Regions from separate parts of the Mus musculus genome. Here all the other regions are linked to region 1. A link is a loop called in an ENCODE intact Hi-C map of the cell type or tissue named here. Cell type or tissue: heart. All regions are shown on one strand. Region 1 holds the start of Sik3 (SIK family kinase 3). Region 2 overlaps Sik3 (SIK family kinase 3). Region 3 overlaps Sik3 (SIK family kinase 3). Region 4 overlaps Sik3 (SIK family kinase 3). Region 5 overlaps Sik3 (SIK family kinase 3).

The links. A loop is a pair of places that touch in the nucleus more often than their neighbours do. Peaks named below come from ENCODE experiments on the same cell type or tissue, not always from the same donor. Only the 100,000 strongest peaks of a DNase experiment are listed, where the experiment ranks them.
Region 2: it touches region 1 in a loop (4-fold over the local background); 33 of 42 quality-filtered maps call a loop at or near these places.
Region 3: it touches region 1 in a loop (2.0-fold over the local background); 5 of 42 quality-filtered maps call a loop at or near these places.
Region 4: a loop joins it to region 1, with 3 times the contacts of the local background. A loop is called at or near these places in 33 of 42 quality-filtered maps.
Region 5: a loop joins it to region 1, with 2.9 times the contacts of the local background. A loop is called at or near these places in 5 of 42 quality-filtered maps.

The regions. Positions count from the first base shown.
Region 1 is chr9:46,009,595-46,014,594 of GRCm38, forward strand. It overlaps Sik3 (SIK family kinase 3), which reads left to right and starts at 3,226. Exons shown (of 25, transcript NM_027498.3): 1 at 3,226-3,536. The coding sequence starts at 3,264. It also overlaps a transcript of Pafah1b2 not described here. In heart, a CTCF peak has its summit at 2,978 (motif pointing right); DNase peaks (open chromatin) are centred at 3,047, 3,667, 4,337 and 4,897; H3K4me3 peaks cover 2,759 bases; H3K27ac peaks cover 2,624 bases.
Region 2 is chr9:46,182,583-46,187,582 of GRCm38, forward strand. All of the region lies in intron 6 of Sik3 (SIK family kinase 3), which reads left to right. Among named protein-coding and RNA genes, the nearest start is that of Apoa1, 44 kb to the right of the region's middle. In heart, CTCF peaks have their summits at 2,816 (motif pointing right) and 3,971 (motif pointing right); a DNase peak (open chromatin) is centred at 2,239; H3K27ac peaks cover 389 bases.
Region 3 is chr9:46,059,597-46,064,596 of GRCm38, forward strand. All of the region lies in intron 1 of Sik3 (SIK family kinase 3), which reads left to right. It overlaps Gm46110 (a long non-coding RNA gene), which reads right to left. Exons shown (of 4, transcript XR_003948323.1): 3 at 3,787-3,863. Among named protein-coding and RNA genes, the nearest start is that of Gm46110, 18 kb to the right of the region's middle. In heart, no CTCF peak of the experiment used is centred here; a DNase peak (open chromatin) is centred at 2,235.
Region 4 is chr9:46,188,808-46,193,807 of GRCm38, forward strand. All of the region lies in intron 6 of Sik3 (SIK family kinase 3), which reads left to right. Among named protein-coding and RNA genes, the nearest start is that of Apoa1, 37 kb to the right of the region's middle. In heart, a CTCF peak has its summit at 3,063 (motif pointing left); a DNase peak (open chromatin) is centred at 2,614.
Region 5 is chr9:46,117,847-46,122,846 of GRCm38, forward strand. All of the region lies in intron 1 of Sik3 (SIK family kinase 3), which reads left to right. Among named protein-coding and RNA genes, the nearest start is that of Gm46110, 41 kb to the left of the region's middle. In heart, a CTCF peak has its summit at 1,959 (motif pointing left); DNase peaks (open chromatin) are centred at 2,385 and 3,165; H3K27ac peaks cover 1,488 bases.

The sequences.
Region 1 (5,000 bases):
GGGGGAGAGAGCTTTAACATATGAGCCTTGGGGTTCATTGAAAACAGAAAGTAGAACACTAGGTTGAATCTAAGTAAGTTAGCCTTAGCTCAGAAACCTGATTTTCCTTCTGGCATCTTCCTTCATGAGGATTAGAATTGGGGAAAGAAGCCATAGAACACAGGCTCCAGGGGCAGCTGCCTGCATCTGAATTCGGGCCCTACCACTTCCTGGCTCTGTGACCTTGGACAAACCCCTTAGTGTCTTCACTTCTCCTTTTCCTTGGCTGCAGAATCTGTCTAGTAATACAACACCTCTCCAGACCCTGTTGTAAGATTTTGTTTTGTTTTGAGACAGGGTTTCTCTGTGTAGCCCTGGCTGTTCTGGAACTTGATTTGTAGACCAGGCTGGCCTCGAACTCCAAGTGCTGGAATTAAAGGCCTGTGACACCAGGCTTGTTGTAAATCTTAAGTGACTTTATAATATTATCAATGTATACTGTGCAATCCAGTGCTTGGCAAATAGTTGTTGTTGTTATTATTATTATTTTATTATTATTTTATGGTGCTGGGGATCGAGGTCTCTGAGAACCCAGCAAGCCTTTATCCAGATCCCTGAATAAACGCACTGAATGCACACCTTCTCACCCCATTCCACAAAGGCAAGGAACACCCTTATCTGGCTATCCTATACTCACTGCTAGGGAACCAGCAGGATAGGTCTCTTTGGAAATTAAAGCAATGCTCCATTTTCCTAGCTCCTCCTCAAGGCTTTCTTGAAGTGAGGGGTGGGGTGGGGGAGTGATACAATGAGAATTTGAATAAGAGGTGCAGCTCAGTTGGTAGAGTGAGTGCACAGTAAAGCATTATCACGGAGCCCCGAGTTTGATCTTCAGCACTGCATGAGATAGGTCAGGACATTGCTGGGCAGTGGTGGCGCACGCCTTTAATCCCAGCACTCGTTGGTGGGAGAGGCAGGCGGATTTCTGAGTTCGAGGCCAGGCTGGTCTACAGAGTGAGTTCCAGGACAGCCAGGGCCATATAGAGAAACCCTGTCTCGAAAAACCGAAAAAACAAAACAAAACAAAACAAAAACAAAAACAAAAAAACCCAAAAAAAGACAGGTCGAGCACACCTGTAACTCCTGTATTTGGGAAGTGGAAGCAGAGAGATCACAGATTCAAGGTTGTCCTTGGTTACCCAGAACTTCTGAAATCAGCCAGGGCAAAATGAAACTTTGCTTAGCTGGGTGTGGGTGTGGTAGCTACAAGCCTTTAATCCAGCACAGGGGAAGCAGAGGCAGGTGGATCTGTGTGTTTGAGGCTGGCTTGATTACGTATTCAGTTCCAGGATATCCAGGACTACATGGAGAGAGACTGTCTCAGAGAGAGAGAGAGAGAGAGAGAGAGAGAGAGAGAGAGAAAGAAGAAGAAGAAGAAGAAGAAGAAGAGAGAATTTGATCAAAACAAACAAATTTTCCAATTATGTCTAAATGTCTAAGAGTGGAAGACACTCTGGGTGCACAGCCTAGACAAGAGTGGCTTCAGTACTGATTCTAAGCCTTCCAGAGAGAAAGCTTGTTTTTCTTTGTCTTACCAGGAGAGCTCCCCACCTCCAGGGAGATGGTAAACCTCATTCTGAGGTCCAGCCCCTAAGTTATTGGCTTTGCTAGATTCCAGCAAGGGCCATGAAGTTGTAAGGGCCACACCCAATCATTCATCTCAGATTTCGTAATCTCACTTGATGAATAGGTTTAAGCAGCCTAAGAAGCAAGGTCCACTTCATCCCTGTCTTTATTTGCTTGTAAAGGAGCCAATTAGTGTTAATTGTGCTGGCAATTTGAAATAGCCACCAGGGAACTGATTCAAGGCAGTTGTGGGATGACCCCTCTGTCCCATCCTAGACCCAGCCATTACTTATGTCACATGGGGGGAATCAGAACATTGGGGAAAGACCTGTGGTCAGAAAGGGTAAGCATGTATTTCCTTTCTCACATACCCAGTGACCTGGATGTCACTTTTTGATACTGCACAGAGATGTGACAATACTCCTGTGCCATGGAGGGAGATACAGGTGTGGGTAGAATAGCACTGGATACATGAGATACAATTATATAGAGGAATGCACACAGCCTTCTTCCTTCCTTTTCTAACGGACCAAAGGCTATCTCTCCTTTACAGCCCAATTTCCTATCCCCACCAGAGGCAGATAAATCAATCTACTTAATAAGGAAGGAGGAGGGGGAGAGGCTCAGTTACAGCCCAGGATGTGGAATGTCAGATAACAGGAGGGAAGAAAGAGGGATATGAGTTTTATTGCAGGGGTTATTAATTTGATCACTCTTAATGTCCTTGGAGAGTCATTAGTAGGGATGGAATTTATATTAGTTACTCGTTTTGCTTAACGGATTGCTCATCTTTAAGCATGACGTGGCCCTGAATGCAACACACTTCACCAGTACTAACCCAGCAACAGAAAACGAGTGAAGAGATTCTGACCAACTGGCTGGAGAATTGTTCCGAGTCAGGGGTGGCAGGAAGGAAAATGACGGTCCTTTTCTGGCCCTCACCCACCCAAAGACTGGAACGCATGTTTGGGATGGGTTCAACATCCTTGAATATGCAAACTCTAATTTCCGCACTCTTCTGTGTTCGATGACTTATTAGATTGATTGTACGAAGTGAGCTGGGCTTTGTAAGAGTTTTTGCTGAACAATTCCCCTGCCTTGCTACCAACTTGGTTACAGTTGCTTAAATACTGTAGCTATTCCTGCCTCTGTGGCCTCCAGGGCTAAAGTGGGACAAGGCTGGTATTTTTGGTGACGAGGAAATCCTTTTAAGGGAGGTTTGGTGATGACTGAACTGGGACACAGGTCGGAGCAGGGATCCCATCAGCGAACCAGGGGCCATCGGGAGTCTGGTTCTGGGGTCTCCCCATCTCATATCCCTACCTCGCTAGGCGCGGCGGAAGCTTAGAAGTTGCTGCTGACCCTCGACGTTTTCAATGCCTGTTCCCCAGAGGGGGGCACTAGGGAGCCGGCGCCTCAGGAACAGGGACCCACGCGGGAAGGTCGAGCTCGCCCGGTGAGGTCACGGTTGCCATGGCTTCGGGCAGTGACGCGCGTCCGCACGTGACGCGCGGTTGCCATGGCGTCGGGCGCCCGGCGGCGCGGGAGCCCCGCCTCCCGGAGTGACGTCTGTCGGCAACCCCCCTCTTTCGGCCCCCCCGCGCCCCCTCCCCCCCGGCCGGCTCCCCGCGGCCCCGGAGGTTTCACTGCACAACAAGATGGCGGCGGCGGCGGCGAGCGGAGCTGGCGGGGTTGCCGTGGCCGGAGCAGGGGGAGCCGGGCCGGCCGGCCGCCTGCTGCCTCCGCCCGCCGCGGGGCCCCCGGCAGCCCCCGCCGCAGTGCCCCCGGCCGCCGTCCCGGCGCGTCCCACAGCCCCGGCCTCCCGCGGGTCGATGGCCGCTCGCATCGGCTACTACGAGATCGACCGCACCATCGGCAAGGGCAACTTCGCTGTGGTCAAGCGGGCCACGCACCTCGTCACCAAGGCCAAGGTAGTGGCGCTGGGGACCGCGCGGCTGCGGGCTGCGCTGCCCGGGGGGCGTTGCAGCAGGGCGGTGGGGCCAGGGGAGTCCGCGATTCCCCGGGGCTCGGGTCAGGGTCAGCAGTGGGGACCGGTGCTGGCGGGAGAAGGCAGGGACCTCAGAGCGGAGGGGTTCCGGAAGGGGGGGCTCCGGGAACTTAGCAGCTGGACATCGGAGAGGTCCCCAGGGCTGTGCGCAGGGTCGGGGGGGGGGGGTGACTGGAAAGGAGGCGTTGGAACTCTCTGGGGGCCGGCGGACTGCACGCCAGGAAGACTCCGGAACCAGCAATTAGGAAACCATCAGAACGAGGGCAGGGGCATATGAAATGTGGACCACAGGATGGGGGAGACGCGCAAACTGGCTGCCTCAGGCTTCCCAGGACGGCTGGGGCATGGGGCTGAGGGTGTGCGGTGGGGTGCAAGACACCGGGAAGAGAAGGACCTGGCACCTATACCAGAGAAAGGAATCCACGTTTGATTATTTAAGACGGGGAGATGGTGTCAGTTGTAAGCCTGAGGAAGTATACTTGATTATGGGAAGAGTCAGTGAAGAAAGCAGGGAAATAAGGGGGAAAAAAATGGAATGGACCCATGACCAGATGTCCCAAGGCTCAGGGTTCCTGGTGACACTAGCTAACCAAGGGTTAAACAATTTAGGATAAGATGGTTTGCTGGTTATTTTTAGTTGTCAGAGGGTCTGAAATGGTGGGCTTTTTAGAACTCGGGGTGGGCTTTTCAGTAGGGAAGGGAACCGTGGGATTGGCACGACAGAATTCCACTCATTTGGGCCCTTTGGTTCCCAAGGGATTTGAGGAGCTGTAGTAGTGAAACTGGCCAAGGTCAGTTAGGAAACCATGTATGTATACGCATGTAGTATATTTTTTAAAGGACTCAGAGGGTAGCACTTTTACCTATCTTTCTTCATTGAGAGTATCAAGGAAAATCATTCAGTTTTGATGGAAGCCACAAAACCCATTTGAATTCCCAACTCGTCTTTGCTCAATACCTCACTTAAATGGATACTTTTAACGTAGTAGTCATTCCTTATATTTAAAACAGTAGCTTGAGTTTTTCTTCCGCCTGGCTAATGAAAAACCTTTACTACCTAAGCATGCTCCTCCGGGAGACCCAGGACTCCCCTCCCCTCCTCCCCCTGGCCGCTGTTTACCTTAGCCTACCTTGTTTTGGCTTTTATAGCAGTCCCTCCCTGCCAGGACTTATCTGGGCCTCGTATCCTGCTTATTGGCAACCTGAAAGTTCCTTTCCTTGCCTCTCTCTGTCAAAGACTACAAGGGGCCCTTCTTCCGAGGGTGGCGGCGGGCAGAGTGATTGGTCAGTTTCACTTCCTCTGGTGGGACCCCTTCAAGCCTCAAGTCTTCAGAGCCCTGTGACAGACTCAAGTGCGCCCTCCTGTTGCAGTCCCTCCCTCAGGTCC
Region 2 (5,000 bases), 170 kb after region 1:
AGGTACACGCATACAAACGCACAAATCTGATGATATCATTTTATAGTTTAAAAATGTTTCAGCAGTTTAACATTGCCCTAAAGTTTACTGCTAATGTGTCTAAAGCACTGAAATTCAAGAATTTTTACTACAGCCATGATAAAAAAACATACTTTATACTATAACTTAGAACACACACATATATGTTTTCAAAAATCAAAATATATTGTTTTGAGACAGAGTCTCTTTCTATAACCCAGGCTGATTTTAAACTAAAGAACCATCTCGCCCAGTCTCCTGAGTGCTGGAGTTGCTGGCAGTCTAGCCTGATCGAGTGCTAAGCCGATGATCCTGAGGGTGATGGTCAAGATTGTTCTCTGGCCTACACACGTGCATATTCAAGAAAAGGCAAATTCAGATATTTTCCGGGGTTTTTATCTTTCTGAACCTTGTCTTACTACTATGACATTTATCAAAATATACTGTAATTGGAGGCTAGAGTGGCTCAGCAGCTCAGAGCATTGTCTGCTCTTCCAGAGGTCCTGAGTTCAACTCCCAGCAACCACATGATGGGAGCTGATGCCCTCTTCTGACATGCAGGTATATATGCAAAGTCATGTACATGAGAATAAATTGGTTTTTCGAGACAGGGTTTCTCTGTGTAGCCCTGGCTGTTCTGGAACTCACTTTGTAGACCAGGCTGGCCTCAAACTCAGAAATCCACCTGCCTCTGCCTCCCGAATGCTGAGACACATATATTTTTTAATCTTAATTTATTTCTTATTGTAATTGATTCTTTCATTATAAGCCTTCCACACCAGACTCTGAACTTAAAGAATATGCAGAGAAAGCCTCCAGCCTTCCCACAGTTGTTTATAATCTAGCAGTGTCTGGTACAGCAGCACTTCCTACACACTCTTCTGTGTCAGAGTCAACTGCACCGACCTTGTGTTCCAGGGGCTTTCATTGACTCTTAAAATCAGGCTGCTGGTGGTGCAGGCCTTTAACCCCAGCCCTGGGAGGCAGGTAGATCTGTTCAAGGCCAGCCTGGTCTGCATAGTGAATTAAGACCTTGTCTCAGCCCGGCGGTGGTGATGCATGCCTTTAATCCCAGCACTTGGGCAGAGGCAGGCAGATTTCTGAGTTCGAGGCCAGCCTGGTCTACAGAGTGAGTTCCAGGACAGCCAGGGCTACACAGAGAAACCCTGTCTCAACCCCCCCCCCTCCCAAAAAAAGAAAAGACCATGTCTCGAAAAAGAAAAATGAGAAATGTACACAATTGTGACTTCTTCTGTAGCACCTCACCCCCGCCCCCTCCCCCAGTCCTGTTTTCTCTTGTTCTGACCTCAGGCCCTGGGCTTTAGTCAGGATAGTGTTTGTCCTTTCTCAGACATAGCAAGCACACTCTGCTGTCCCCTCAGGTGGGCACTCTGAGGCCTCTATTGACACCGCCCTCCCCACTGCCACCAACAGCTTCCATAATTGTGTTTGTCTTAACCCTTGTCTCAGCTCCACATGCTCTAAATTGTTTTCCCACCTCCCATGTCATCATTGTCGTTGTTGTCGTCATCATTGTCATCATTAGCTGGCAGGGATGAGCGGTTTTGGATAAGTTTTGTTCACTGCTATATTCCCAGGCCATGGGGTAGTGTCTGGTGTCTAAACTCATAAAGATGTATTAAAGGAGGGAACTCATACACAGGTTTGTTAAAAATACAGTCTACGGGGGTGGGGGTGGGTACGGCCCACCAAAGCCCTTCCACAGGAAATACTCTCACTCAAACAATATCAAGAAATTACATTGTGCGTGTCTAATCTCAGCACTTGGGAGGTGAAAGCAGGAGGCTCAGGAACTGAAGGTCATTAGCTGCTCAGTGAGTTTGAGTCTAGCCTGGGCCACATGAGATCCTGTTTCAGTCCTTGCTCCACCCTTAAATACACACAAAAATAACTACATTTCTCTAAGGCTAGAGTTTGTGAAGTATTTTCCTGTATTTCGTCTGCTTTAAACCCTGCAGCTGTGCTCTGGAATTGTTACTATATACTATTTTCCTGCTTGCCGTGACGTGTAGAGAAGTGAGTTGCCTTGTAAAAGCCACACAGTTCACCCCAGTCAGCCACTCCTCGGATGCTGTATTGTTCTGCTCAACCTCACTGTTATAAAAAAGGGGGGGGCAGGTCAATAAACCACTTCCTCTGCTTTTCCAGTGTCCACAGTATTTCCTGTGAGGAGTTTGGATATCCTCCATCTTCCACCCCAGCCTCTCAGACCATGCAAGGCTCTTCAGGCCTCCCCAAAGCAGGCTGCTGAGCATAGCTCCTGGCAAATAACCTAGCTGCTGAAACCACGCTCCTAGTGAGTTATCATGAGTGCTGAAAGGCTCTGAGAATGGCAGCGTGATTGTCCCAAATAGTGATACTGTATAATCCCGGAGAGGAGATTCCCCAAGTGAATGAAACAATGCTCTGTAAGATGAAGCACAGAAAGCAAGAACCAGTGGAGGAAAAGAGCTGGCGGTCACCATCTTACTGCATGCTCGTTCTCATCCTCAGCGATGTGCATGTGCTTAGCTTTATCCTGTACCATAGACCTGAATCCCAAGACTCATCAGAGGCTGGTACTATCCATATGGTGAGGCACAGAGGAAAAGGAAATCATAGGATATTCCTTCAAGCATCATGGAGTTCAGTTTCAAGGGAAGTACACTTGAGAGTCTCACCCGGGGTCCTCTTTCTGTCTCTGGGCATAGCTGTGACTCACTAGACCTGGAATTAGCTCTTCCTGTGGAGGTCGAAGCTGTCAGGTCTGCTCTCCCTCTTTGTGCTTCTGTCTCTTTCCTATAGAGGGCAGTGTGGGTGAAAAACAAGACCTGTTCTCTGCTGTCACCACCTTGGCCTGAGCTTACTGATTTCTGTGAAAAGATGTAGAAACTCAGTCAGGGCTGAGAGAGCTTTCCACATTAGCCTGTGAAACACTAGAAGATCCTTTCCTCTATCTTTTATGGCCAAGTCAGACTCCAGAGTGTCTCCAGCTGGGAGATCAGTCTCTGAAGATGGACACTGTTTCTATAGTAACTGTGGGATGAAGTTGTCTTCTCATAGTAGGTCAAAGCTTGTTAGACACGAGTGTTCTTCCATAGCTGTCCTGAGATCAACTAAGGTCACATATTGTTACATGGCATTTGTCATGGGCTAATGAGTGTCATGAGTGGGTTTTAACTACCTAGTTTATTATGGCCTAAAACAACCAGATGTGTTTTACACAGCTGCATCTTCTGGAACCTAGAGGCACCTGGCAGGAATTACATGTCTTTTCAGTGACAATTTTGAATGAAATATGGAAGGAATCACAACGTTGGTCTTATGGTGGTGGATACCACTCAGGAGACAAAGGCAAGCAGATCCTGTGAGGTCAAAGCTAGCCTGCTCTACATAGCAAGTTCCAGGACAGCCAGGGCTACATAATAGAAACTCTGTCTCAATGTCCCAACCTCCCACCCCACCAAAAAAAGGAAAGTTGAGAAAGGACTTACTACTTAACTGTAGACTCTCCTGTCGCTTCGGCATTGTACTATTAAAGTGAGAGGTAGCTCCCCACCGATGGTTGGACACACTCAGGAAACCAATTGGCTTTATAATCTCTTGTTATTATTTTGTAGATGACTAGATCAAGTGACTTCTGGTTAGTTTGCAAAGGTATTTTGAGCCAGTCATCCCGGCACTCAGGAGGCTGAAGCAGGAGGAACATAAGTGAGTTGGACACCAGCATTGGTTACATAGGAGGTTGGAGGCCAGACGGGGTTACATAATGAGACCATCTCACAGCGAAAAACAAAACAAAACAAAACAAACTATTTGATTTACTGTAATTTGGCTCTCCTAGTCTCTGATAAATCATGTTTGTTACAAACCATGTTTGTTTTGTTTTGTTTTTAAGGTTTATTTATTTTTATTATGTATAAAGTGCTCTGCCTGTATGTATTCCTGCAGGCCAGAAGAGGGCACCAGATCTCATTATAGATGGCTATGTTGGAAATTGAACTCAGGACCTCCATAGCCATCTCTCCAGGCCCAGACCAGTGTTTTTGAGTGAAGCTTCTTGGATTGACCCAGAGCTCAGAGCTGTCATCCAGGGAGCATTTCAGCCTTTGCCACAAGATGATAAGGGGACTCATTTCCTTGAGCTCATATAAAATGAGACCTGGTCTAGCCAGTGTCAGCAGTGGCCACATCTGACTCCACCCACTGATGGAAGCCAGCAATATACACATTTGGTTACTAGATTCACTCCCTGATAATACATTTTTAAACCCTTGGATATGTGTTTTGCCTTATCCTCTTGTTAAATACCACCTATGAGCAAATATAGTCCAACCATTTACTTAACGGAAGGAAAATTAATTTACCATGAAGAAACTGCACTGATGCTGAGTGCATTGAGATCTCTTGTGGGCAATATTTTTGAGTCCTTATTGATTAGACTTCATTGGGACTTAATTAGCTGTAATATTGCATAAGCATTTTATCACTGGGAATGCAGATCCCACTTACATAATGCTTCTGATGGAGAATATGGCCTACAGCTACTGCCAGAAAGCTTTCACTTAGAGGAAGGTAACTCTGCCCTATCCGAGTACCCATCAAGAACCACACAGTGTCTCCCTGGGCGAAAGCACTTTGTGGAGAGGAGCAAGAGTGGGAATGGGCGTCACTTGCCCGAGCTATAAGTGCAGAGGCACGTCTTTGGAGGTCTGCTCTCCATCCAGGGAGAAAAACCTGTGGTGCTTTGGTGTCTATCCACCTGGGAACACATCTCAAACCAGAGAGCTGGGTGTGGTGCCACACCTGTAATCCCAGCACTTGGAAGGCAGAGGCAAGAGAATCACAAGTCACCCTCAACTATATGTAAGTTTCAAGGGCAACCTGGGGTCTATGAGACCCATTTTAAGACAAAACAAAGCTAGACCTCATCCGAGTGAATCAGGCCTCGCCCTAGTCCCATGAGTTTATCTAAGTTTCTA
Region 3 (5,000 bases), 50 kb after region 1:
AGCTTCAAAGCTAACATCCACATATGAGAGGAAACATACAACGTGTGTCTTTCTGGGTCTGGGTTACCTCATTCAGTAGGATTGTTTTTTAGCTTCTTCCACTAAATGAAAATTTCATACTTTTATTTTTCTTAGTAGTCAAATCATATTCATTTGTAAATGTATCACATTTTCATTATCTATTCATTAATTGATGGACATATAGGCTGTGTCCAGTTTCTGGCTATTACAAATAGAACAACAATGAACACAGATGAGCAAATATTTCTATAGTAAGATGTAAAGTCCTTTTAGTATATTCCAAAGGGAGATAGCTAGATAGCTAGATAGATTGTGGTAGCTCTATTTTTAAACTTGTATTTTATATCTACTGTGTTTTGCCTGTATGAATGCCTGTGCATTTGTGTATGTAGTACCTGTGGAGGTTAGAGGAGGGCACCAGATTCTCTGGAACTGGAGTCAGAGATGGCTTGATCCACTATGTGGGTGCTGGGACTCAAATCTGCGTCTTCTGGGAGAGCACCTAGGTTCTTAACCACTGAGCTATCTCTCCAGACCTCTGTGCCTTTTAGAGTGTGGATACTGAGCCCCCCCTGGTGATAGTGCTGAACCTTCCACCTCAAGGGCCTTGCCTATTTGGTTAATTCCTGGTCAACCTTCAGTGGGGGTCTTAAAATATGTTATTCACTCTCCTCTCTCTTTATTGCTAGCTGTCCGCCAAGACAGCACTATTCAGTCCTTCACTAGGAGACCATCTAGTAAATAATTAGACCAGGTTTGGAGTCTAGTAGCAGTGCAGACACAGCCACCAAGGAAGACAGAAATGCTTGGCTTCCTTGCCTCAGTATTCATCTATACAAGCCAATCAGCTGGGTTTGGCGGGGCCAGATTTGAATCCCAGCATTCCACTGGTGGCAGCAGCAGCACCTGGAGCTCAGCTGCAAAGTAAGTTCAAAGCCAACCTCCATGTGGACATCTGAAAAAGCCAAACCAAACTAAAACCTGGATAATCCTCCTCTGTGAGGATTGAAATGTGTGTTTAAAGGGCTGACCCCACTGAGCACCAAAACAGCCGCCAGTCGTCTCAGAACCCTTCGTAGACGCCTTTGTGATAGTGCTTGCCTCTTCGAATTCCAGTGGCTCTGTCTGAATGTATTTTCCCCAGAGGCATCACTAAAGGTGGGCTATTTGAATATCTGTTTCTAGTGCACACAGAGACCACCACTTATAATAAAGTGCTGGACTTTCCTTTCCTGGGTAGCAGCTCTCCAAATCTTACATCTTTGGGAAATAAAAGCTCTGAAAGGGAGACTTGAGACACAGCACCATTTGGGACCATGCCTCAGTGGGCTTTTTAGTGAGAACTAGGTTCTAGTATCTGTAGTGGGTAGGTTCCTATGGACTATATGCAGGCATTGGGAGGAAGCCACTCCGAGCCAAAGCAGTACCCGTGTAATGTGTACCAAAGGCACGCAGTCTGTAAACGAAGTACTCTTTTTAGAGCTTTTGCTTTGTTTAGAGATAGGGTTTCTCTGTGTACTCCTAACTGGCCTGGAACTCATAGAGATTCCCTGCCTCTGCCTCCTGAGTTGTTGGGATTAAAGGAATATGCCACCATGCCTGGCCTTTGTTTGTTTTATTGATGTAAGTAAAGTTGTTTTGCTTTTTAAAGCTTATTCAAAGAAGCAATGTTCTATTTGCTTGTGTGTGTGTGTACAAGCATGCTTTAGACACCACCATTCTTGTAGAGCAGCTTTTGGAATTGGTTCTTCCCCAGCAGACAGGTCTGGGTATTGAACTCAAGCTGTCTTGCTTGGTGATGAGCTCCTATCTCGAGTAAGCTAACTTGCAGAGCTGTCTCACTGGCCCTTCAACACTGTTCTACCAAACCCACCAAAGATGATCATTTCAACCCTTCTTCTTTTTATTTTTTAGGAAATTCAGAAAAGAGATTTCTTTTTAAGTTTTTTGTTTGTTTGTTTGCTTGTTTTTTGGTATTAGTATGTAGCCTAGGTTAGCCTTGAATGCTAAAATTCTGAGTGTCTCCACATCCAATAAGAAGATACGTCTTTATCATAAGCATGATACAGAGCTTGGAATAAGTACCAGGCACAGGCTTTTTGTAAAGGATTGCAGAGTATTAAGTAATCAAGACCCTGTGGTCTAGTTTTGCTGCCAACACTTTACGCCAGGCCCTGCTTGTCCTATTGCAGTAATAACTGGTCTTTTTGCCTTGAGGCCTTGTGCTCTGACTGGTTTGTCTCCTGTTCCATATTAATCTATCCTGCTTTGACTTTTCTCAGAGCACCCTGCTGTGCTGGCTGAGTTCTGAGTTGCTTAGCTTGACATTTCGGGGTCTGTCAAGTTCTCTGGAGAACAGAACCAACACACACACACACACACACACACACACACACACACACACACACTCCACCCACGTCAGTTTATTTTGGAATTGGCTCCCATAGTTCTGGGCCTTCTTTCTCCTTTCCTCTCTGCTCTGCTGTTTAGGACGTCTTCTCCAGCCTACTGACGGGAGTGCTAACCTGATCTAGAATAGGTGTGCTGGAAGGGCGAGTTACCTGCTATGTCGGCATTTTTAGCTCAGTCAAGTCACGTGTAGCACTGACTCCCTCCAGCCTCTTGCAGTCTGCTTCCCAGTGCCTTTCCTGTTTCATTTCCCACCACATCCGTGAGTGGACAGTGTGGGTTGTCTGGGCTACTTGTAATTTTTCTCATGTGAATTGCATTTTCCTTTTGGACCTTCTTAGGATGGTGCCTTTCTAAAATGATCTCTTCTGTTCTCCTCTTTTATTTTTTGAAAGATGGGTCTCACTATGCAGCCCTTGGCTGGCCTGGAGAAACTCACTGTGTTGGTTGACCTCAAATCTGCAGAAACCTGTCTTGTCTGCCTTTGCCTCCTCAGTCTTGGGGTTAAAGGTGTGTGCCATCATGCCTAACCTAAGCCTCATTTAAGATTTATTAACTTTAACATAATTGTGGAATCACAGGAAATTGTAGACTTTGTTTATAGAGTTCTGCATAGTCTTGTCTCACATCCCCCAGTGGTGGGTCTTATATAATTGTTGTATACGATTCATCTTAAAGCTCCATTTTTGGTGTGCTTGCCTGTAATCACAGCACTATAAGGAGGCAGAGACAGAAGGATCAAGAGTTTAAGATCATCTTGGGCTTTTATACTCTAAAGAAACCACAAACCAACTAAACAATCCCCCACCCCAAAATCAAATGTCATTTGAAAAATATTTTTATGGTGAGAAATCTATTCCTTTCCCCTTCGCCTCAGCCCCTTCACCTTCCATTGAATTGGATTTGTTGACTGCATGGATGACACTCATGGACTCATATCTGTTAACTGCTAGAGTATCAATCAGTCTGGATAGTATGGTGTCTGATCTTTAACGCTAAGGGCTATGGCTAAATGCCCTCACAAGTCTGCGGTTAACTGGTCTTGAACAGAATTTTAGAAGAGGTGTTTGCAAGGGTGGAATGAGTGTGTAATGTCATCTAGTACTGCAGGGGTGCAGCCCTCACACTGGGGTGTTGCTTGTGAGCATCTCTGTGTCATTCTGTTGATGTTTGTGTTCCTCCCAGTGGGTGTGTTTTCAATTCCGAGCCAGACATGGTGGTACACCCCTCTACTTCCAGGTCTTAAGAAGCTGAGGCAATTCAGAGCAAGCCTGGGCTATCGAGGGAGACCCTGTTTTAAAGCCACAACAGCAAAAGAGGGGAAGGAAGGAAGGAAGAAAATATTCCAAAACACACTTATGGCCTGTGGATGTAGCTTGGTGGTAGACTTCTCATTCAGCATGTTGAGGTCTTGGATTTGGTCCCCAGCATCCCTAAAAACAAGAAAAAGGAGAATATGTACGGGAGGCTGAAGGAAAAGGCAAAATGTTTTTGTTGTTGTTTCAGCGCTGGAGATCGAGCTAGGACCTGTATCCTAGCAGGTACTCTCTACTGACCCATGTGCCTATCCCTTTGAGGTTGGGTTGTTGTTGTTGTTGTTTTGGAGTTGGAGTCAGGTCTTATAAGGAGGATATAGAAGATAAAATATATTCTTCTGTATATTGTGCTGGTGGTAGATAATTAGCAGCTCCTTCAGGAAATGCATAGTTGTTACTGGGTCATAAATTCTAGTGTGCGTGTGAATGTTAGAGGACAAGCCAGAGCGGGTCCTTGTCTTTTAGCTTGTTTGATACAGTCTCTTTTCTTTCTTTTCTTTTTCTTTTTTTCCAAATAGACAAGTCTAGTCGGCCTGAGAGCTTCCAGGAACCCTCTTTCTGCCTGCTATCTCACTGCAGGAGCCTACTAGGGCTGTCAATACTTGTACCTACCCAGCTTGTTCATGGCTTCTGGGGTTTGAACTCAGATTATCATGCAAACATTCTCTCCTGACCTCCTACATAAATGTTTATAACTGTTATTTACAGTAACCAAAGGATGGGAAAAAAACCTCATGTTTCACAGCTTATGAATAAGGAAAATGTGACATCTACAGAATGGAGTATTGTTTAGCCATAAAAAGGAGTGGGCTATTGGCGCTGCCACACCACCTGAAAACATTAGTATTGGAATCGAGACACAGACGGCAACAGTGTATGGTTCCATCGGAATGACATGCCCCAAACAGGCAAATCTGTAGATAGTCACAAACCCCAGCACCTTGCACAGAAGTGGGAATGGGAGCGATGGGCAGTGGGCATAGGCAGGATCGCTCTGCAATAGGATGGCGGTGAGGGTTGTATAACTCTGAGTCGTCTTTTAAGGCAAATAACACATCTAAAGAACCAGTGTATAGTATGTAGATTCCACCTAAGCATATTTAGGAGCAGAGATATAGCCCAGTGGTGGAGCACGTGCCAAGCACGCACCCTTGAGGCCTTGGGTTCTAACACAGTCAGTCACCTTGTATTAAGTGGTGACACATTCACACCTGTTCTCTTGGCATGAGGGACTGTGAGTGACAGCTTCCAGTG
Region 4 (5,000 bases), 180 kb after region 1:
GGACTGCCGGTTAATTTTTGTTCCCATTTTGGATTTTGAGATTTAGAAAAATAGAGCTGTCTAAAATTTGGATTGCTATAAAAGCAATCTATAACTAAGGAGTAAACATTGATGGGAAGCATGCTAAAATTGTCCAAAATATAGACTTTGGTGCTGAACACTTGAGAATCCCATATGTATTTAAACATATGTATTGAGCATATGCCTTGTTGACTGGAAAGACTAAGAGAAACTAGACCAAACACCTTCTTGTACACACTTAGAGGAAGCATGGGTTTCTGGGTAATTGTTTCTTACACTCTTACAATGCCCTCTGGCAAACAGATGGCTTCTCTTTCCACCAGCTCAAAGAAGCTGTGCGCGTGCAGGGACCTGGCACGTCGTTTCTTTGAGACTGTTCCTCTGCACAGACCCCGGAGCAGAGCTTTATGATGGCACTACTTGAAAGGTTCAGGGATGGCAGGCTTTCCTTCATGGGGTCAGCCCAGAGATGCTGGCATCCAGTCCCACAGAGCTCAGTTCTCCTTGTATGATTCCTTGATTTGCAACGCCTGTCTCATCCATCCCCCACAATCACCAGAGCTCAGGCTTCAGTAGGACTGTTCATCTTAGCCACTGACCTCATTAGCAGGTGAACACGGGTACACACACACACACTCCTCACACATGCGCGCGCACACACACACACACACACACACACACACACACACACACACACACCTTTCCATGTTCTCTTGCTCCCAGTCTCGCACACACTCGCTGTCAGCCCACCTCACAGTCCTTGTCATCTCATTAGTAGTTGTGAGCATGCCCTCTACTGCTTCGTTTGGAACCTGCTTGTAGGTGAATAGTGCCGCAACAGCCTTTGGAGCTCACACAGCACGTCATCAGCTGGATGCGAGAATTGTTTGGATTTGTTTTTCTAAAGCTATGCTGGGTGCTACCTCAAACACTAAAAATGGTCATTGTTTGTTTGTTTGTTTGTTTGTTTGTTGAGGCAAGGCTTCTGTGTAGCCCAAACTGTCCTGGAACTCACTCTGTAGACCAGACTGGCCTTGACCTCAGAGATCTACCTGCCTTTGCCTTCCGAGTGCTGAGATTAAAAGGGTGTGCCACCACGTCCAGCTTCTAATAATGTATTTTTAAAGGTAGTGTTTAGATTAAGAATTCTCTAGGGGGGCTGGTGAGGTAGTTCAGTGGATAAAGGCCCTAACTACACAAGCCTGCTAACCCAAGTTTGTTTCCTGGACCACTAACCAGTCCATCCTCCCTTAAAGGTGGAAGAGAATGAATTGAATTCACAAAGTTAGCCTCTGACCTCTACACATAGGCCATGTATGCATGCATGTGTGTGTGCACACACAATAATAATAAAATAAACCACCCCCAGAAATCCAAATGCTTAGAAGACTGAGGCAGGAGGACCATGAGTTTAGGATTAACCTGAGTCTGGCTTATCTCAAAAAAACAAAGAAAGGACAACAATAAAAATAAACAGACTCTACTGTTTAGTATCTGCCTAAGTTTCTTAATGTCTCAGTTTTAATTTCTTAAAAAATGTAGATTATAATAGGTGTCCTGTATAGGTTGAGGCTTTACAGGACGTAGTACTCTGCCTACCACACCATAGCCAACCATGATAATATGGGCAGGAATGTCTCTGCAGGAATCACTCTACTGACATTTCATTTCCGTCTCTCTGGTTTTGACCCCATACAGCAGCACACCTAAATCTTTAGTAAAATAATGGTTTTCTGGCAACTCCAGCTTGAAGGGTGGGAATGACTGTTCTGTTGTGACTTCTTAGGTATTTCCATGGTAGTCAGCCTCCAAGTGAACAGGCAGAAGCCATTGTTCTCCAGGTCTGTTGCTTTTGGTTTGGGAACAATATTGAGCACGCACTTGGCCTTGATGACCTCCTGTCTGGGCCCCTAGGTACTGAGGCTCTAGGAATACACCTCCACAGCTAGCCTCTGAGGACGGTGCTACAGCTGTCAGCAAGGTTTATCAGTCACTGATGCGCCTGCCATTTGGGAGGACCTGGCTCATGTTTGGACATTGATGCTGTTCTGAAAGGTGCAATTGCTGTCTTGGAAGCTTCCCATTCTTCAAACATGAGTCTGTGAGTCTGTGAGTGACAGCAGGAGACTACCATGTGACGCATTTCTAGTGAAAATGAGATTACTACATCATACACAGACCATTCCTTTATCACTGTCACAGAGTTTTGAGAATTGGGGGTAGGTGACCAAGGAGTTCCTTATGTCCCCTTGTTATGCAGAAGAGTGATCTGTAAAATAAGTAGCTGTGACCCTCTGGGAAGGGTCAGTGAGGAGCCACTTTGCTGGGGCGTCCTGAAGAGCCGACAGGTTCCCTCTGCTCTGCTTCCTTCTCCGTCTGCTCACTTGAGTATCCTGTGGTTGTAGGTTTGAAGACGGTCATTGCCTTCATTTTCACATCCTTTCCATATTTTGTGTAGAATAACGTGTCCAGAGCTCGCCTGAATTCAATTTTATGAGCTATATGATACTGAGAAAACGTGGCTTGATGCTGAGTTCGGCCATGTTTCACCCTCTGCAGCAGATGAAATGTGTTAGCTTCTGACCGTCGGCCAGTTTCTGCTCCATGTGACAGCTAGGATCAGTGCTTGCCCTTGTGCCACCGACACAAAACAGAGTCCCTAATCTGGGGAAGCTATGAAAACTCTTTGGCTCCTTGAACAATCAAAGATTAATACAAGTTTGTGTACATAATTTCATAATTCCTTGTGGTTTTTTTGTTTTTTGTTTTTTGTTTTTTTTTTTTGTAGTGAGACTTTCAGGGTCTCTTAGGATAAAATCTGTTAAGGATGACTGAGAAGAAGTTTCAGAAGCCTGGAGTTGAGATTTGCACTGGGACTTATGACAGGTTATTTTGTTTGTTTGTTGTTGTTTAAAGAAATTGCCTAGGAGAAGAACTCTTTGTTTTAAAGCAAGCCTGTTACAGACATTTTTTGGCCTTGGCCCCCTAATGTCTTACATGAAATTTTGTGCAGAAAGACCAAAGGAAAAGAGTGGACTGCCATCTAGAGGCTTGAACAACAATGTTACAACTTCAAAAGCTTAACCGGCCTCTGTGTACTCAACTTTGTGAATTAAGAACAACTTTTTTCTTTCTTCTTCTCTTTTCTTTTCTTTTCTTTTCTTTTCTTTTCTTTTCTTTTCTTTTCTTTTCTTTTCTTTTCTTTTCTTTTCTTTTCTTTTCCTTTCCTTTCCTTTTCCTTTTCTTTCCTTCCTTCCTTCCTTCCTTCCTTCCTTCCTTCCTTCCTTCCTTCTTTCTGTCTTTCTGTCTTTTTGTCTTTCTTTCTGTGATGACAGACATGTATGTCATAGATGCTTCACTGCTGTGTCTACCCTTGCTACTGTAGACATAATTTTAGAATGGAGATGCCATGGTCTTTGAGATAGGAACTGTACTTGAATATACCTTTACTCACAAAGTAAAAACAAATCAATGTTTTTATTTAGCATCTGTTTTGGATTTTACATTAAAAATTAAGAGTAATTCTTTTAAATGACTCTGAGTGTATATTTCATGATAATGATGCTACTATAAGTGGTGTAGAAATTGCAGAGTTGAATTTGTTCTGGAAAAAAATAGATGACTAGAATGTATATCCGCCTGATGATGCATTATAGGACAGTCAATAGCATATCCTTATGGTAGCTGAATGTTTTAACATTTCAAAGTCTTGTTTGTTCATTTATAAATGTGCATCTTTATAGTACCTGATCTAGGATTGTTATGAAGACTAAGTGAAATAAAAAGCATCTTCACGATACAGTCTTACTTGGTTAAGATGAATATTCAATAAATATTCATACATTCAGTTCCCATTAGATATAATGATCATTTTTGGTATTGGATATTCCATATTGCAGTAAAAAGGACACATGCCTTGCATTGTCGCAGAGATTGTGTCAGCAAGCACAAATACGAACAAGAGAAGTCCTTAAATAATTCATGTAAAGAAAAGTCACGTGACACAGTGAAGCGTAACCGAGCCTGTTTTCATGTCAGAGGTCAGAGATGAGTTTCTGAGGAAGTGACAGTTAAACTCTTTTTTTTTTTTTTTTTTTTTTTTTTTTTTTTTTCCATTTTTTATTAGGTATTTAGCTCATTTACATTTCCAATGCTATACCAAAAGTCCCCCTTACCCACCCACCCCCAGACAGTTAAACTCTTACCCGCATGACAGGCAGCCCTCCATGAGAAGGCCTGTGGAGTTTCCATTTCAACTAGAGGACTAAGCATGGAGGCCAGACAGCTAAGAGAACTTCACTGTGGGAAATCAGACAGGAACTTTTTAGGCCCAGGACTTAACATTTTCATTTTGAGGGTCATGAGAAGAAACTGTAGAGTTATTAAAGTGGTGATGTTAGCCTTAGCCTTAGAAAAATGCCAGTGGAGACTAAGACAGACAGAGGCAGGAAGCCCGCTTGGGAACCTTTTCTGGCTGTCTCAGCCAGCAGCGACGGCTTGGGATGGACCCTTTGGCTCTGTAGGATTGTGGTTAACGGCACCAGGTCAGGGGTTAGGGGTAAATTCTTGGGGTAAACTGCTTACATTGCTGTGTTTGGATCCCTAGCACCCATGCAAAAGTAGACATGGTGGTACACACCCGAAATCCCAACACTGAGGGTCAGGATGCGAAGATCTCGGGTTCACCAGCCAGCTCATATAGTGGAGCTTCAGGCTTATGTGAGTCACTGTCTCAAAAAGTATATAGTGGAAACAATTAAGGAAGCCATCGTAGCGTTACCTCTGACCTCCATCCTTGTTCACATAGACAAATGACCCTGACACACATGCACACACCCATCCTTGTTCACATAGACAAATGGTCCTGACACACACGCACACACCCAGGTAGACATCCAGACTATTGGTTTGGATCTGACTGTGGCCTCTGGGCTGAACCTGGGCCATTTCTAAAGTGGGAAGGATGTTCACAAACTGCT
Region 5 (5,000 bases), 110 kb after region 1:
CTACTCTTCTCCCCCCCACTTCTCTCTCTGCCTTGTGTGCTTCTGCTACCCTCTCAACTCCCCTCCCCATGCCCTGAATAAGCTCTAGTCTATACTTTAAAAAAAAAAAAAAAAAAAAAAAGCTCTTGTTTTGATTTTCCTGTCTTATTCTCCACAATTAGAAAATGGAGATTGCCTGAAAGTACTGTCCTGTGACAAACACTTTGTTCCCATGGTTAAGGAAGTGTGTGCTTCTGGTGTTGGCTTTAATCTCTGATTTTAATTTGATTTCTAAGTGAATGGGGACAATATATATATTGAAGCTTCTTTGAAGTTTGTCTGTAATTTTTTTTTTCTTCCATTCTGTAGACCAGGCTGGTCTTAAACTCGCAATGATCCTCCTGTCTCAGTAGTTTTTAGTGCTCTGGAGCTGAGCTGCTGAGGAACAGAGTAGCCTAGCTTGCCGGATGCTCAGCACACATGTCCTCAGTAGTTACCCTGAATGGATGTCTCCTGCGATTGCTTAGCTGTTAGATCACCTAGACCAGTGCTATCCACTAGAAGAGGATTATATGTCATATTGAAATCTTCTCCTCCCCTTCTGTTTTGAGAGTCCCACCAATTATCCATGGAATTGTGATTCTCCTGCCTCAGCTTCTCAAAGTAGTTGGAACTGTAGGCCCATGGCACCAAGCTTGGCAGTATACACATTTTTAAAAAGTTAAAGGATATAGAGTTAATTTTGAGTAATATATTCTATTTAACTTAATATCTAAACTCTTATTTCCACATGTAATCAATAGAAAGGTAGGATGGTGAGCTTACAGTCCTTTGGTAATACTAATGTGATAAATGGTATATATTTGTGTGCACTGTCTACATTCAAATGCTATGTAACCATATGTGGCTGGTGGCTACTGTGTACGATTAGACATATCTAGACCATTCGGTAATTCTAGAGGTGAGCTGAGAACAATCTAGAGGAGATAAAATTTGTTCTAGAAACAGGCCAAAAAATTGCCTTCATGTAAGAGAACACTCACCTCCCTAAGGTTTAAGGACACAGTGGAACTAGCAGAAGACATTTCAGTGAGAGGGGCCGCTTCTTTCCTTGAAGGATGCCCCCTTCTCCCGAGGAAAGAAGACAGACTGTGCTTTCCTCTGTTGGAGGTTTTTTTTTTTTTTTTTTTTTTTAAAGCTGTGTATTTGTCATAGTGTTTCACTGAAACCCCCACCAGGGGTTTTTGCTGGGAAACTGTGGTTGGTTTGATCTTAGAGTTGAATTTTCTCCTGGTGTCTTGGTTCTACCACCGTGTCTTTCCTCAGAATGTCGGGTCAGAATAAGCAGGAGAATGACTCCCTTTGGGGGAAGCAGCCACTAATTCTTCTTTCATCTTCCTTCTGTGTGTGCATCCCTGTGCTGCAGAATGGAGGCAAGGGTTAAAGCCACTGTGGTTTCAGAAGTGAGAACCCCCGAGAGCGAGGAGGGAAGTTCTGGCTTTGGCATGAGCCGAACTTAATTTCTTTCTTACCAGATGCCAATTTAAAAAGAATTCGTTGAAGGGAAGTGTCTTGCGGAGGGAAATTTTTAAGAACGTTCACAATCTGCATCTATTTAGCAGCCTATTTGATGTGATGCCATGTTTAATTAATGTTGGAGTGTCAGTTCACACAGTCATATTCTCTGCAAGGGAAGAGGATTCTGTGGAGAACAGACCAGGCTACAGGACTCACAGGATCCTGCGCTGTGTCCACTCCCTTCTTGTTAATAGTTTCCATGTGCTTGGGTGAGTGTGTGACTTACAGGTTTCCCTCTCCCATCTCTAACAACTTACTGGGGACCTGGGGAGATGGCTCACAAGTTAAGAGCACTGACTGCTCTTCCTGAGGACCTAGGTTCAGTTCCCAGCACCCACAGATTAGCTTACAACCATCTGTAACTCTCATCATGGAGGCTCCAACTCCCTCTTCTGGCCTCTGAGGGCATCAGGCATGCACATGGTCCACAGACATACATCCAGACAAAACATCCGTATCCCTAAAAATTAAAACATGCTCTTTGGAAGTTTGTCTAGTTACCTGCAGATTTACTTCTGCTATAGCATGATTAATTTTTAAAGGAGCCTATGTGTACTTTAAGCTACAGCTTTTATCATATAGTCTGCAGCTGTGAAAAAAACCCATGCTCAGTATGCTGTTCTCAAAATAATCCTGCCGCGTGCCAGCCCCTGCTCTGTGACTTCATCATTTCTTCTGTTGTTCCTCCTCCTGCTGTTTAGAACCCTCCCCTTTCCTGCTTACAGCTAGGGCTTGCCATTGTCTAGCGGTACTGCAGTGCTCTTTAGGACTGGGGCTCCTTAGTTGGGGGGAGGGGCAGGGACACGCACAGCCTCAGCTTGGGCCTTGCTGTGGTTTCCGCCCTGTGGTTCAGGATGACTGTCCTGAATGGAATTCATTTTCCCTCAGCTCTGTTCCTTCCATACTCGTTACACATCAGCTGGCAGCAGGCCAGGAGCTTCTCTGTGCTCCCACAAATTGTCAGCTACTTTACTTCTGGCCCCTGGCTTGCCCTTTGACAAAGGAATTGATGTTTTTGATTCAGAATTGTGTTGCTTAGTGAAGCCAGTCTAATCCATGCCATAGAATGCTCAAAGTTTAAGGCCACATTCTAGAAATATTGAAAGCATCAGTACCTATATTCAATAGAGCCTCCTCCCACCCCTGCCCCACTTATCTGTAGGTGATAATTTTCAAGACCCTGATGGGGGTTCCTGGAGCCATAAACAGTGGCACCCCCTTCTCCCTCACAAATAAAATAGATTAGCCGTGGACTGCAGTAACAGTTATGTGGATATGCTCTTTATCTTGACAGCCAACCAACTGTAGATCTTAGCAGCTCTAGCTCATGATTTCTCTTCCATTTCTATTGTTGGTTTCTTGAGGCAGAGTCTTGCCTTATAGCCCAGCTGGCCTCACACTTAGGATTTCTTGCATGAACCTCCCTAGTGTACAGGACTATAGGCATGCACCGTCATGCCAGCTCCCTTCTAATAAAGGCAAGAGGGTGAAGGAAGGAAGCCCCTCTCAACTTCCCCAGGACACCCCGGGACTGCGGAGTTACCAGCATGGCTGCTCTTGTACTTTGGGGTACTTGGATCAGTAAAACACAGGTCACCTGAACATGATCTGAGTGATGTTGAGCAGCGAGCCTGACTACTGAGTAATAGGGTAGCGAATATGGCATGGGTGTGCTGTGTGGAGAGATGATTCATGCCCCAGCAGGACACAACTGCCTATAGACAACTTCCTCAAGCTTGGTAGACTGCCATCAGTTTAAAACTGGCACCCTTTATTTCTGTAATTTTCCATTTAATACTTTGAGATTGAAGTTAGTTGCTACCTGAAGCTGTATAGAGTGTGAAAATGGAGGTTAGGATGGTGCCAATCTCGTGTATGTGTATCACAGGCCAGACACACTTAAGCAGGTTGTGTGCATGCCCATGCCCATGTTTTACAGAGAAGGAGATACAGGAGTTAAAATAACTTGCTCTATATTATACATTAAGAGACCGTTCTAAACTTTTTAGTTTAAGCAACTGGCTTCTTTTTTGTCCTTGCTTATGATCCTGTATCCAGAACTGGGCCAAGCTCCCCTTTCAGTGTTTTGTGGAGTCTTTGTCTCCTTTACCCTAAGGAGCAGCCCAGAATTTGATGCTGTGGAGGAATTCCATAGAGAGGTACTGTTTGCTATGGTACGGTTTGGGGAGCAGGCCCAGGAGAAGCAGGTGCAGTGCCAGGCCAGCTGGTAGAGTGATGTTTGCACAATGACCAGCAATGCCTGTGGGCCTCACAGATCAGAGTTGCAGAAGGTGTGGTGGCCCCGCTCTTCAGTGTCTTAAGGCCCCTCCCGCTGCTCTCTGTCCACTTCCTTCTCTGCTCTAAGCCTCCTGTTCCCCGTGTGTCTCTCTGGGTGGAAGTGCTCATCCTCTGCTCAGCCACTGCACCTCTGTCCCAGAGGAGATTCCAAGTCCTGGAAGTCATAGCTGTGCCCTTTAGTCCTGGAGCTGGAGACACACGCAGGGCGCACATTCCTCCAGCAGGCTGAGTCCTGGGCACTGCGCTCAAGCCTGCCTCTTGGTACCTTTCCTCCTTGCAGTCTCCACTCTGATATCTGAAAAAACTGCAAATAAAGTCACCTATGTGCCAAGCATCCATACGGGTGGCTAACTTACAGTCATCATGCTCTGAGCTGAATGTTTTATTAATATTGATTTATGTATTGATTAAGTGATTGAAACTAAGATACAGAAACATTTTTGAAGTGAAACAAGTATTTTGAGTATTTCTCTGAGGATGATAAGAAAGTTGAAGATTTAGTAAATTAAACTGGACCCAGTGGCTCACATGCACCTTTAATCCCAGCACTCAGGAGGCAGAGGCAGGACGATCTCTGTGAGTTTGAGGCCAGCCTGGTCTACAGAGCTAGTTCCAGGTCAGTCAGGGTTATGTAGAGAGATCCTGTCTCAAAACACCGAGTGGGGTGGTGGGGGTATGACTTAGTGGATTGAAACAAAGTCCATCATCTTTCATTCTGTTTTAAAATGTCTGTGCTGTGTTACATGGTGAGTCACTCCCATAATCTCAGTACTCTGGGGTCTGAAATAAAAAGGTGGCAGTTGAGACCAGCCTTGGCTACAGAGTCTGAAGAAAACCAGTGTGGCCTGCGTGGTGTCTTGTTCTGAGACCGTGTGTTGGGGTTCATAGGATTTTAATGTTGGTTTCTTTCTAAAGGCCAGACCACCTGGATCTGCCGCATAGTCGTTGTTAATGACTAAGTATTGGGTTTGCTGCTTACTCTTCTGTGCCTTAGTTTCCATATTAATAAAAAAGGTTCATAATCACACAGGCGTTATGAGGCTTAGGGGAGTTGTCGACATAAGGCAGTAGGAGCTGAGACTGTCACAGGGTGAATGTTCTGTATAGCTGCTGTCACCAACTCTGCCACCCCTGTTTTGCCCCCT